2 separate regions of the Homo sapiens genome follow, and region 1 is linked to region 2. Evidence: read pairs that join two places in POLR2A ChIA-PET (ENCODE). Cell type or tissue: HepG2. All regions are shown on one strand. Each heading gives the region's core, and the rest is flanking DNA. Links, peaks and the distances in the headings are about the cores only. Region 1 has its middle 14 kb from the start of SPSB1. Region 2 has its middle 30 kb from the start of LINC02606.

Region 1 (5,363 bases), core at 152-5,151, 120 kb after region 2:
GCAGTTGTGGCAGGACCTGGACATGCAGGCAATGCCAGTGCAGAGGAGGCGTGCTGAGCAGGTCCCAGCTCGGGGCTGGACTGCTGCTAATCTGCCTCCACAGCCTTGATTCCTACATTGACAGAGCCCTAAGCTTTCACGGGCCTTCCAGGTTATCAAGTAGCAGGAGATCCTCTCAGCTCCTGGGAATGTCATGGGTGTCACATCCCATCAGAGCCACCAGAACCTGAGAGAGCAGAGCTCCAAGTCCCTCCGCTTGTGGGTGAGGAGACCGAGGCTCAGGGAGGGGAAGCAGCTGGCCCCATGCCACACAGCAGCGCTTTCCTCATCTTTCTGCTCCCAGCCGAAACGTCTTTTCCATCAGGATGGAATCACGTTCTGCACTGATCCCCAGGGTGGACAGATGCTCCTGCCAGGCAGTCCCACGGCACCCTCCGCATGGCCCAGCTTGGCCCTGCCCCTTGGGGCTGCCATCCCTTGGGCCCTTGTCTGTGTCCCCGCCAGGCCAGGAGCCCTGGGCAGTGTCTTCCTTTGTGCTACCACCCCGTGTATCCCAGCACCAGGCACAGTGCCTATTACACAATAGGTGCTCAATAAATACTTGTGGTGGGATGTGAAATCAGTCTGTGGCACTTGCTGAACTTCTAATTCAAGGCCCCCACATGATGGAGATCTTTCCTGACTCCCTAACCTCCTTCCCCCAACACGGAACCGCAGTCTCTGCCCAGAGCCCTGTGGCTCCGACCCAAGTGCTCTCGCTACATCTGCCACCCCTGAGAACGCTCCTTGCCTGTCATTTCCTGAGTGCAGGGCCATGTCTTGGTCATCCTTGCAGAAGACAAAGCCCTGGTATGTGAGAGCCTGCGGTGGGCAGATGAACAGGTGCACATGCAGACACACGGCCCTGCCCCCACCAAGTGGTGCTGCGGGTCTCTCGCTCGGACCCCGGGAGCTCATCGTGGGCCCTATGATAAAGTCCTCTCTGTGCGCCTCTTTTCTGGAAAGCAGGGTTTATTATTCAGTTCACAGAGGAGGAACAAGCTCACAGTGGTGAAACTGCCCTGTGCCACTCTCTCAGCAGCAGGGGTGGGATTTGAACTCAGACCTTTCTGACTCCAGAGTCCAGCTCTTAGCCTCACAGGGTGCTGTCTCCTCCCAGGTGTCCTGGAAAGGCCAAGGACAACAGGGCTGCCTCCATGTGCTTGCTCTTTCCTGCCTACAGAGGGTAGAAAATGTGCCACAGGGAAAGCCCAGCACCCATGTGTGTTTGGACAGGACTGGGGCTCAAAGGAAACCGCTCCATCTGCGAGTTGGATGGAGCAGGGGTGTGGACAGAGCGCGGGGCAGAGTGAGCACGACAGAGGCAACCCCTGAGCACGGGGACCCTGCAGCCGCTGCTGCTGATAAAAAACACATGAGGAGGAAACGCCCACAGGCAGCAGCGCTCAGTCCAGCTGAGCCCTGACAACCGCGGCTGATTCAGTCGTTGACTCAGTCGACAAGCACTTACCCAGAGGGAGGCCATGGGATGAGTCGTGGGTCCTTGCCCGCTGCCAGCGGCGGGGCGGGGAGTGGGGGCGGGGCGGGGAGTGGGGGCGGGGCGGGGAGTGGGGGCGGGGCGGGGAGTGGGGTCGGGGCGGGGAGGGGAGCACGGATCAATCACAGTCTGGAATGGAAAGGGAGGGCCTTGACTGCCATGTGCATGGCTGCCTACCCCACGACTGCCATTTGCTGAATGAATGAATGAATGAAAGGTTGACTCCAGGAGGAGCCGGCGCCCATCGCCCAGCCCTGCCTCACTGACCATCCCCGTGAAGCCAGGCCTGACTGGACCCCTCCCGAGGGAGACACCCTCTGATGATTGCCCAGTGCCCAGGACGCGACTCTCAAACTTTTCCCCAAAAGCACCCTCACCCACCTCAAGTGTGAATAGCTTGTGTTTTCTATTTGAAAGGGATGGAATTTTGCATTCTGCTCCAGAACGTTTCAGAGTAAAAATAATATTTCCCTTCAATTCTTGGGGTACAGTTTTTGTTCTGGGGAGATGGTGCCCCACTGGCCCTGTGGCTCCAAGTCTCAGGACTTCTTGGCTTGGTCAACTTCTTGGCTGACCTTCAAGGCCTTAGGGTCTGGCCTTGGGGAGTCAGGCCTCCAACAAGCCTTCATGCTAGCTTTCTCTCTCGCTCGCTTTGTCTCTCTCTCTCTCTCTCTCGCTCTCTCTCTCTCGCCCTCTCTCTCCAGGGTTCAACACAGCCCTCGGTGGGGAGGCTGCCGCTGGGACCCCGGCCCACAGTTGGCCTCTGCATGACCTCAGGCCCAACCCCTGGCACTTTCCGCCTCCTGTGAGCAACCTTTCGGCGTCTGCAGAGCTCGTGGCGTAAGAGCGGGCCAGGAATGTCACTTGCTTCCTCTTCCCTGGAGCGTCTACACTGCATTTTAGGACTTGGTGAAAATCCACGCAGGAGCACATGAAGTCTTAATATTTATGAGGAATCGAACCATGGCTGAGAGGGGAGAGGCTGCGGTGGCCCTGAGATTTCTGAGGCACTCGGGGTCATTTTAGCAGCCTGCGGTGGGGGAGCTGAGGAAGGGAAGCACTGCGACCCATGCGGATTCTCAGAGCAGGAAGAGGCTTCTTCCCCTCCCACCTCAGTCTCCTGTGAACTTTGCTCTCCAATGCAGGTGGGCGTTGGAGCCAACTGCCTGTAAGGCTCTGGTTATAAACACACCCCTCGGTGTGGTTTTCTTGGGGCATGACTTGCTTCTGAAATAACTTTATGATTAGAAAAACTTTTGGGTGGATATTCCCTTCCCTGGAACATGGAATCACAACTGCTAAAGTTGTTTTTTCTGTTCACTAGGCTGTCCTGATTTCTATGGCCTGGTAGACGCTTAGTGACAAGTTCCGGGATCCCTTGGAACTTTCACCTCCAGCCCCTGCACAGATATGTGTGGTTCTGTGCTCAGCATTTCCTTCTGGGAGCATCCCACCCAGGGCTGTGCAACACTCCAGGGATGGACAACCGGCCCCCATCCCAATCCAGCAAGTGATCGATTCAGACGTGAACCCTACCAGAATCCCCATGGGGAGGGGCTCTGGGCAGAATCCGATTGGAAGAGAGAGCACAGCCAGGCTTGAAACTGCCTTGGCACAGCCCTTGACAAAGACTGAGAAACTCTCAACCAGTCCTACCCAAGAATTGGTGGAGGAGGGAGGAGGCTGCTGGTGTTGGGGGAAGTGAGAAGGCACCCCAGGGGCTTCCCAATGCTGCAGCCACGGCATCCACGACAGACCCAGCCAGGGCCTCCCTAGGATGTACAAGGTGCAGCCATGCAGCTCGATGGCCTCCCTTCCTCTGGCATCTTGGGCCATCAAGACACTGAGAGCTACTTGGAGCCGTTTTCCCTTACAAGAAAAGCCAAATGCAGGAGGCAAGAAAATGGCCGATACAGACGGTGGAGCTGCCAGATAAAACAGAGGACACCTAGGCACATTTGGATTTCAAATAAACAGCAGATAACTTTTAGTATAAGTATGTCTCAAATGTTGCAAGGGACATACTTATATTAAAACTGTATTTGTTCTTTATCTGAAATTCAAACTTAACTAGGCATCTTGAAGATTGACTTGCTCAATCTGGCAACGTGAATGCAAAGGGAGCTGAACTCACAGTTTCCTGGCGACGTTGCTTAACGTCCCTGGACCCAGCTCTGCTGAAGCTGTTTCCACCCCTGGGGCCTTCCAAGGAGAAGGGCCAGGACATTTCCTTTTATTTTTATTTTTTCATTTTTAAATTTAGTTCGAGTTGGGTTGCTGTCCCTTGCAACCAAAGGAGTCCTGGGAAATATAGCAAGTGATGGCCCAAATTCAGGATCAAAGTGAGGTGTGGCATGGAAATCTAGTGGCTTGGAGAGGGAGAGTTTAGAACCAGGCTGATACAGTTTGGCTCTGTCCCCACCCAAATCTCACCTTGCATTGTAGCTCCCAGAATTCCCAAGTGTTGTGGGAGAGACCCGGTGGGAAGTCATTGAATCATGGGCGCGGTTTTCCCAGTACTGTTCTCCCGGTAGCGAATAAGTCTCATGAGATCTGACGATTTTATAAGGGGTTTCCCCTTTCACTTGGCTCTCATTCTCTGCTTGTCTGCCACCATGTAAGATGTGCCTCTCACCTTCTGCCATGATTGTGAGGCCTCCCTGGCCACGTAGAACTGTGAGTTCATTAAACCTTTCTTGCTTTATAAATTACTCAGTCTGGGCCGGGTGGGGTGGCTCACACCTGTAATCCCAGCACTTTGGGAGGCCGAGGTGGGCCGATCACTTGAGGTCAGGAGTTTGAGACCAGCCTGACCAACATGGTGAAACCCTGTCTTTACTAAAAATACAAAAATTAGGCTGGGCGCGATGGCTCATGCCTGTAATCCCAGCTCTTTGGGAGGCCGAGGCAGGCGGATCACGAGGTGAGGAGATTGAGACCATCCTGGCTAACACGGTGAAACCCTGTCTCTACAAAAATACAAAAAAAAATTAGCCAGGCGTGGTGGTGGGCGCCTGTAGTCCCAGCTACTGGGGAGGCTGAGGCAGGATAATGGCATGAACCCAGGAGGTGGAGCTTGCAGTGAGCCGAGATTGTGCCACTGCACTCCCGCCTGGGTGGCAGACCGAGACTCCATCTCAAAAAAAAAAAAAAAAATTAGCTGGGCATGGTGGTGCACACCTGTAGTCCCAGCTACTCTACTGGGGAGGCTGAGACAGGAGAATTGCTTGAACCCTGGAGGCACAGGTTGCAGTGAGCCAAGATCGTACCCTGTGCTCCAGCTTGTGTGACAGAGCGAGATTCCATCTCAATAAAATAAAACAAAACAAAACAAAATAAAATACCCAATCTCAGGTATGTCTTTATCAGCAGCGTGAAAACAGACTAATACACAGGGGCTCAAGACCTCTTAAAGGAGGATTTCGGGGTCTGGTGTTGTGGCCTCCAGCCCAGGGCAGCCTTTTCTCTCTCTCTCACTGTGGGTGCCCTGCATCCCTGCAGCTGCCTACATAGCAAGTGACCTGGGGTTTACGCCTTTCTCCTGACCTAAAGCTTTTCTGGGCCTCCACCTGTGCCTGGGCTATCTCGAGAGTCTTCTAAACCCTCCCTTCCTTTCTTTTTTAGGCCATTGGCTGTTATTGTGATTTAAATTATATCAGCATTTGTCTTCCATTACAAAGAAATTTGTACCTACTGGGTCATTTTATTTTTATATTTTTTCATTAGAATATTATATATACATATATATTTTATTTCAATTGCCAACAAATGGTTTTTCGTTACGTGATGAATTTTTTTGTTTGTTTGAGACAGAGTCTCACTCTGT
Region 2 (5,363 bases), core at 180-5,179:
CCTCTCACTGGCACAGAGCGCTATACGCTGGCTAGAAAAACAACAGCCTGGACGGGGTCTTTGGAGGGGCAGGAAGGCCCACATGGCCCTGCGAGACGGAGAGGTCATTAAAAGTCACCAATATTTATTGACACAGCCATGACTGTTCCTGGGACAGCTGTGAATCAGAGGAACTGCCGGGAATAACATTCAAAGGCCAGACTCACACTGTCTGACCAGCCGCCTGCCGGCCTCCCTCCCTCCCCTTCGCCCCCAGCACCAGGACGGGAACCTCGGCTGGGGCGGGTCCTGCCAGGCCCGAGGAGTCCTGGGTCCTGTATCAGGCATTGCAGACACAAGATGAAAGCAACAGGCCACCTGCTTTCTAGAACTCACTGCATGGGGCTGAAGACAAACTTCATTCCTTCTTGTGTTCGGCACATGGATTGTGAGCCTACTGTGTGCCAGCCAGGTTTCCAAGCACTGAGCTTGGTTATTCACTCTGCATTCTTTGAGCATCTACTGTGTGCTAGGCATTGTCTAGACACTAGGCGTCGGTACTTATTCTTGGTTTATCTTACTTTTATTTTGTTTTATTTTTTTTGAAACAGAGTCTCACTCTGTCGCCCAGGCTGGAGTGCAGTGGCACAATTTCGGCTCACTGCAACCTCCACCCCCTTCGTCAACCTCTGCCTCAGCAATTCTTGTTTCTCAGCCTCCTGAGTAGCTGGGATTACAGGCGCGCACCACCACGCCCGGCTAATTTTGTGTATTTTTAGTAGAGATGGGGTTTCACCATGTTGGCCAGGCTGGTCTCAAACTCTTGACCTCAAGTGATCCGCCCACCTTGGCCGCCCTAAGTGCTGGGATTACAGGCATGAGCCGCCGCGCCCGGCCTCCTTTTGTTTTAGAATGCTTACTCAGGGCAACCTGAGGTGGTGAGGGGAAGCAAAGACCCAGCCTCCGTCCCCAGTCCCTTTGGGTTCTGGCAGCACTGACCCAGGCTGGGAGAGGGCAGTTTGCCCCATGCTCTAGCAGGGATCTGTGTCCCCCGAGGTCAGTCTGGTAGGGCGGAAGTACCTGGAGGGGACCGCACGAGTGAGCTCAGGCTGAGTGGCTGGCTGCTGCCCACAAGGGCTCCCAGGGCACCCCGCTCCCCATTGGAGTGGCCCCCGTTGCCAGGAGACACTGTGCAAAACAGTGCTGGCTGTTCTACAAACTGGCAAAGCCCCCAGGCCCCTGGGCTGCTACGAGGAGCCCAGTCCCCTAATTAGAACCGGCCGGCTTGGCCTGCACCCTCCTCAGGCCTGAGCCGGACCTCACTGGCCATAAAACCTGCAAACTCTTTCCTGCACGCTCCCCCAGGAGGCAGCCTGCAGGAGCCTCAGAGGCGAGTCACTTCCCCTGGCTGAGGGACGGGCAGGTGCAGCTGCGGCCACCTACCTCCTGGACCACAGACTTAGCAGCTTTGGGGTGCAGAGCTGGCCCTCCCAGGGCCTGGGACTGTGTGGGTGCTAGGAGGGGACTGCTAAAGAAAGAACCCCCACTGCCAGAGACCTGGCCTCCCGCCTCCCAGGCCTCTGCCGCACTTTCACCCACTTCCTGCAAAGCATATCAGCTCAGCTCAGTCCTAGGCTGCTTCTCTGGGCCTCTGCCACATGGGCACAGACACACTGTGTGGCCGTTATTTTACCTGACTATGAATTCCTCTAGGGTAGGCACTGAGTTTTGTCTATCTCTGTATCTTGGCACCTGCCCTGGGTTTGTCATAGAGCAGGAACCAGGGAGGTTTGCCGGGTAGCTGAATTAAAATCAGCTGGCTCTGGCAGGAGGGCGCCCACCTCCTTTTCTAGGAGCCAGAGATTTCTGAGCTGAACTTCTTTTCCCTGCAGACCCCATGAAGCTGGCGTGGCCTGGGCCATCAAAGACTCCAGCCAGGTGGACTGGGCTGATTCCAGCTCGTAAGCCAGCTCTGGCTAAGCCCAAGCCGAGGTTTCCACTTGGAGAAGGTCCCCATGGTTGGGCTGGCGGAGGACACAGCTCGGCACCTCTGACTAATCCCAGCTGTCCGACCTCTAGTCCCCGGTGCAAAGGGAACAGCTGCCACTGAACTTCCTCTGCAGCCTCCCCTTAGCCCAGCCTGTGTGAGAGGTGGCCGGGACCTGGCTTCTAGGTTGAGGCCACCCTGATGTCTTCTGGCTCTATTGCTGCACCCAAAGGCCACGTTAGTTTGCAGAAAGCCATGGTCTCAGCCCCAAGAACCGTGTGCAGTGGCTTCCAGCAGGGCTGGGCCAGGCTGAATATTTTCAGGAAAGGTGGCTACACTTTTCTGAGCTTTGCGAGTGTTTGTCCATACCAGAGGCAGTGGGATTCCCTGGTGGGAGGCGAGAGGGGAGGGCTGTCAGCTGAGACAGGGACTTCAAAGGGCTCCCTGGGCCCCCTGCTCGGGCCTCCAGCTGCAGGATGGGCTGAGCTGCCAGCCGGCAGCTGGCAAAACACAGCTCTGCTTGCCCAAAGCACCAAATAGCAAACAAGGATGATGCGGAAGCAGTGGCAGCTCTGGATCTCAGTGACAGCGGGGATCCTGCTGGAAGCGGGGGTTTGAGGGCGGCCTCGGACTGCAGCACAGGCAGGGTCTGCAGCAGCACCTCCCTGGGGCAGAGCAGGGCAGGGCCCCCCCGCCCCCCGCCCAGCGTCAAGTGGCCTCAGCTGGTCCTCAGCTGCCTCTTCCAGGGGCAAGCGACTCAGCTTTTGCTGATGATTTAGTTCCTAATTTGGGCCAGGTGTGGTGGCTCACACCCGTAATCCCAGCACTTTGGGAGGCTGAGGCAGGTGGATCACTTGAGGTCAGGAGTTCAAGACCAACCTGACCAATGTGGTGAAACCCATCTCTATTTAAATATACAAAAATTAGCTGGGCATGGTGGTGTGTGCCTGTAATCTCAGCTACTTGGGAGGCTGAGGCAGCAGAATCACTTGACCCCAGGAGGCGGAGGTTGCAGTGAGCTGAGATAGTACCGCTGCACTCCAGCCTGGGTGACAGAGTGGGACGCCATCTAAAAATAAATAAACAAGTAAATAAATAAGTTGGGCGTGGCGGCTCACATCTGTAATCTCAGCACTATGGGAGGCTGAGGTGGGCAGATCACCTGAGCTCAGGAGTTCGAGACCAGCCTGGCCAACATGGCGAAACCCCATCTCTACTAAAAATACAAAAATGAGCCAAGTGTGGTGGCGGGTGCCTGTAATCCCAGCTACTTGTAATCCCTTTAGGCTGTGGCAGGAGAATCGCTTGAACCTGGGAGGTGGAGGTTGCAGTGAGCCAAGATGGCGCCACCGCACTCCAGCCTGGGTGACAGAACAAGACTCTGTCTCAAAAATAAATAAATAGAAAAATAAACAAACAAATAAAATAGTTTCTAATTTGTCCATGTCCTGAGATGAGCCTACCAGGCAAGGTGAGGATCTGAATAATCTCTGTGTGGTGCAGTAGAGGAGGGAAAACTGGCATTTATTAAGCCCTAGCTGTATGCCCAGCTTGTGGGAGGTGTTGAGGATAGGATGGAGGGGGAGGCTATCATCTAGAAGCCACGGGTGAGGGCAGCAGCCCCCACGGGTGGGAGAGCAGAGGGAGGTGAGGCCAGGCCTCATGCTGCCCTGAACTCAGCTGGGGATGGGGAGCCCCAGGCCCCTGCCCTCGTGGGTGGGACCTGGCTGCGTTTCCCGAGGATGAGGTCTTTGGTGGGCCACATGGCTGGAAAGGAGGGAGGGGTGGGAGAGAGGAAGTGGTGTCTGGGCTTGAGGCTGCAGCTGTATCCTCCTCAGCCTCTCTCCAGCTCTCCTCGCCCAGCTCTGGGCCTGTCTCTCCTCCTGCCCCCACTGGGATCCTGGCAGAGGCTGCAAAAAAGCACCCCCCCGTCCAGTCCCCCGACCTGCCTCCTGGTCTCAGACATTCCCGTGTGACTCAGGAGGGTGGAGAAACGCCTGAAAGCTTCTCAGCATCCTCTTTCGTCCCCTGCCCGGCTGCTGGCCAGAATTCCCCACCTTTTCTGTGGGACCCGGATAGCCTGCTGGACTCCTCAGTCCTGCAGGGCACATAGGGCCTGAACCCTGCTTCCACTCAGGAAAAACCTGGCCGGTCCAAGGGTGTGGCTGGCGGGCCCAGTGAGAGGCCCCTGCCAACTGAGCTGCTGCTGCACGGCCCGGATTTGTACGCCACGCACAGGGTTGGCTTCTGAGCTCTCTCACGGACTTAATTGAAAAATATTTAAAAAATCGCTCCCATCGCTGGGTCATCCAGGCCTGGACAGGGGACCCTGGGCTCTAGAATCCATCCCAAGGCACACGCCTGCAGCAGCCCACCTCCTCTTCCAGGAGCCAGAGGGATCAGAGCCGAATTTCTTTTCCCTTCCGGCCCCTCGAGGCTGGCGTGGCCTGGACCATCGAAGTCTCTGGCCAGGTGGACTGGGCTGATTCCAGCTCATAAGCCAGCTCTGACCAAGCCCTGGCTGAGGTTTCCACTTGGAGAAGTGGAAGCCCCCGGTCCCGTAAGGCCCTTGTTCCTCCCGGAGGAAAGAAACAGCAAGGGCCAGGCCAGGTGCGGTGGCTCACGCCTGTAATCCCAGCACGTTGGGAGGCCAAGGTGGGAGGATGGCTTGTGTCCAGGAGTTCGAGACCAGCCTGGGCAACATAGTGAAACCCCATCTCTACAAAAAAATGGAAAATTAGCTGGGTGTGGCGGTGCATGCCTGTGGTCCCAGCTACTCGGGAGGCTGAGGCAGGATGATCGCTTGAGCCTGGGAGGTTGAGGCTGCAGTGAGCCATGATTGCACCACTGCACTCCAGCCTGGGTGACTGAGTGAGATCCCATCAGAAAGAAAGAGGGAAAGAAAGAGAGAGAGAGAGAGAAAGAGAGAGAGAGAGAGAGAAAAGAAGGAAGGAAGGAAAAAAAGAAGGAAAGGACAGGACAGGACAGGAAAGAAAGGAAAGGAAAGGGCAAGAGCCATGCCCAAGCCTGGGGACTCAGCTCGTGCGAGGCCTCAGTCCCCATGGAGTCCGGTTTACCAGGACTCAGGGAGGCCCTAGGCTTTTGTGGGGTAGGCAGCATGGCAGCTGGGCTGGGGGCAACACGCCTGCTGGGCACTGTCTTTGGGCAGCATTTTCCTTCCTCTCCTCTTCCTGGGAGTAGCTGAGAGCATCCCGGGATGTGTTTGGCAGGGCCCAGCCCCTTGTCAACAGTACCTTTGCCAAGGTCCAAACTGTCCAGGGATGGGAAGCCAGAATCCTGCTGACCCCACGATCCCACGTTTCTTGGAATGAGGAGAGGGAGTCGCTCCTGTTGATGTCGGCTCTAGGAAGGGTGACCTGTGTCAGGATTCACCATT

The links. ChIA-PET counts read pairs that join two places held together with the same protein. Peaks named below come from ENCODE experiments on the same cell type or tissue, not always from the same donor. Only the 100,000 strongest peaks of a DNase experiment are listed, where the experiment ranks them.
Region 1: POLR2A ChIA-PET joins it to region 2 with 5 read pairs; 2 of 35 experiments call an interaction of 5 or more read pairs at or near these places.

Annotation. Positions count from the first base shown.
Region 1 is chr1:9,276,647-9,282,009 of GRCh38, reverse strand. No RefSeq gene overlaps it. Among named protein-coding and RNA genes, the nearest start is that of SPSB1, 14 kb to the left of the region's middle. RefSeq lists an enhancer at 2,518-2,687. In HepG2, for the core only: no CTCF peak of the experiment used is centred there; DNase peaks (open chromatin) are centred at 1,489 and 2,669; H3K4me3 peaks cover 1,692 bases.
Region 2 is chr1:9,396,805-9,402,167 of GRCh38, reverse strand. No RefSeq gene overlaps it. Among named protein-coding and RNA genes, the nearest start is that of LINC02606, 30 kb to the left of the region's middle. RefSeq lists enhancers at 510-1,352, 1,353-2,195, 2,196-3,039. In HepG2, for the core only: a CTCF peak has its summit at 1,336; DNase peaks (open chromatin) are centred at 1,347, 2,057 and 2,407; H3K4me3 peaks cover 2,042 bases; H3K27me3 peaks cover 1,665 bases.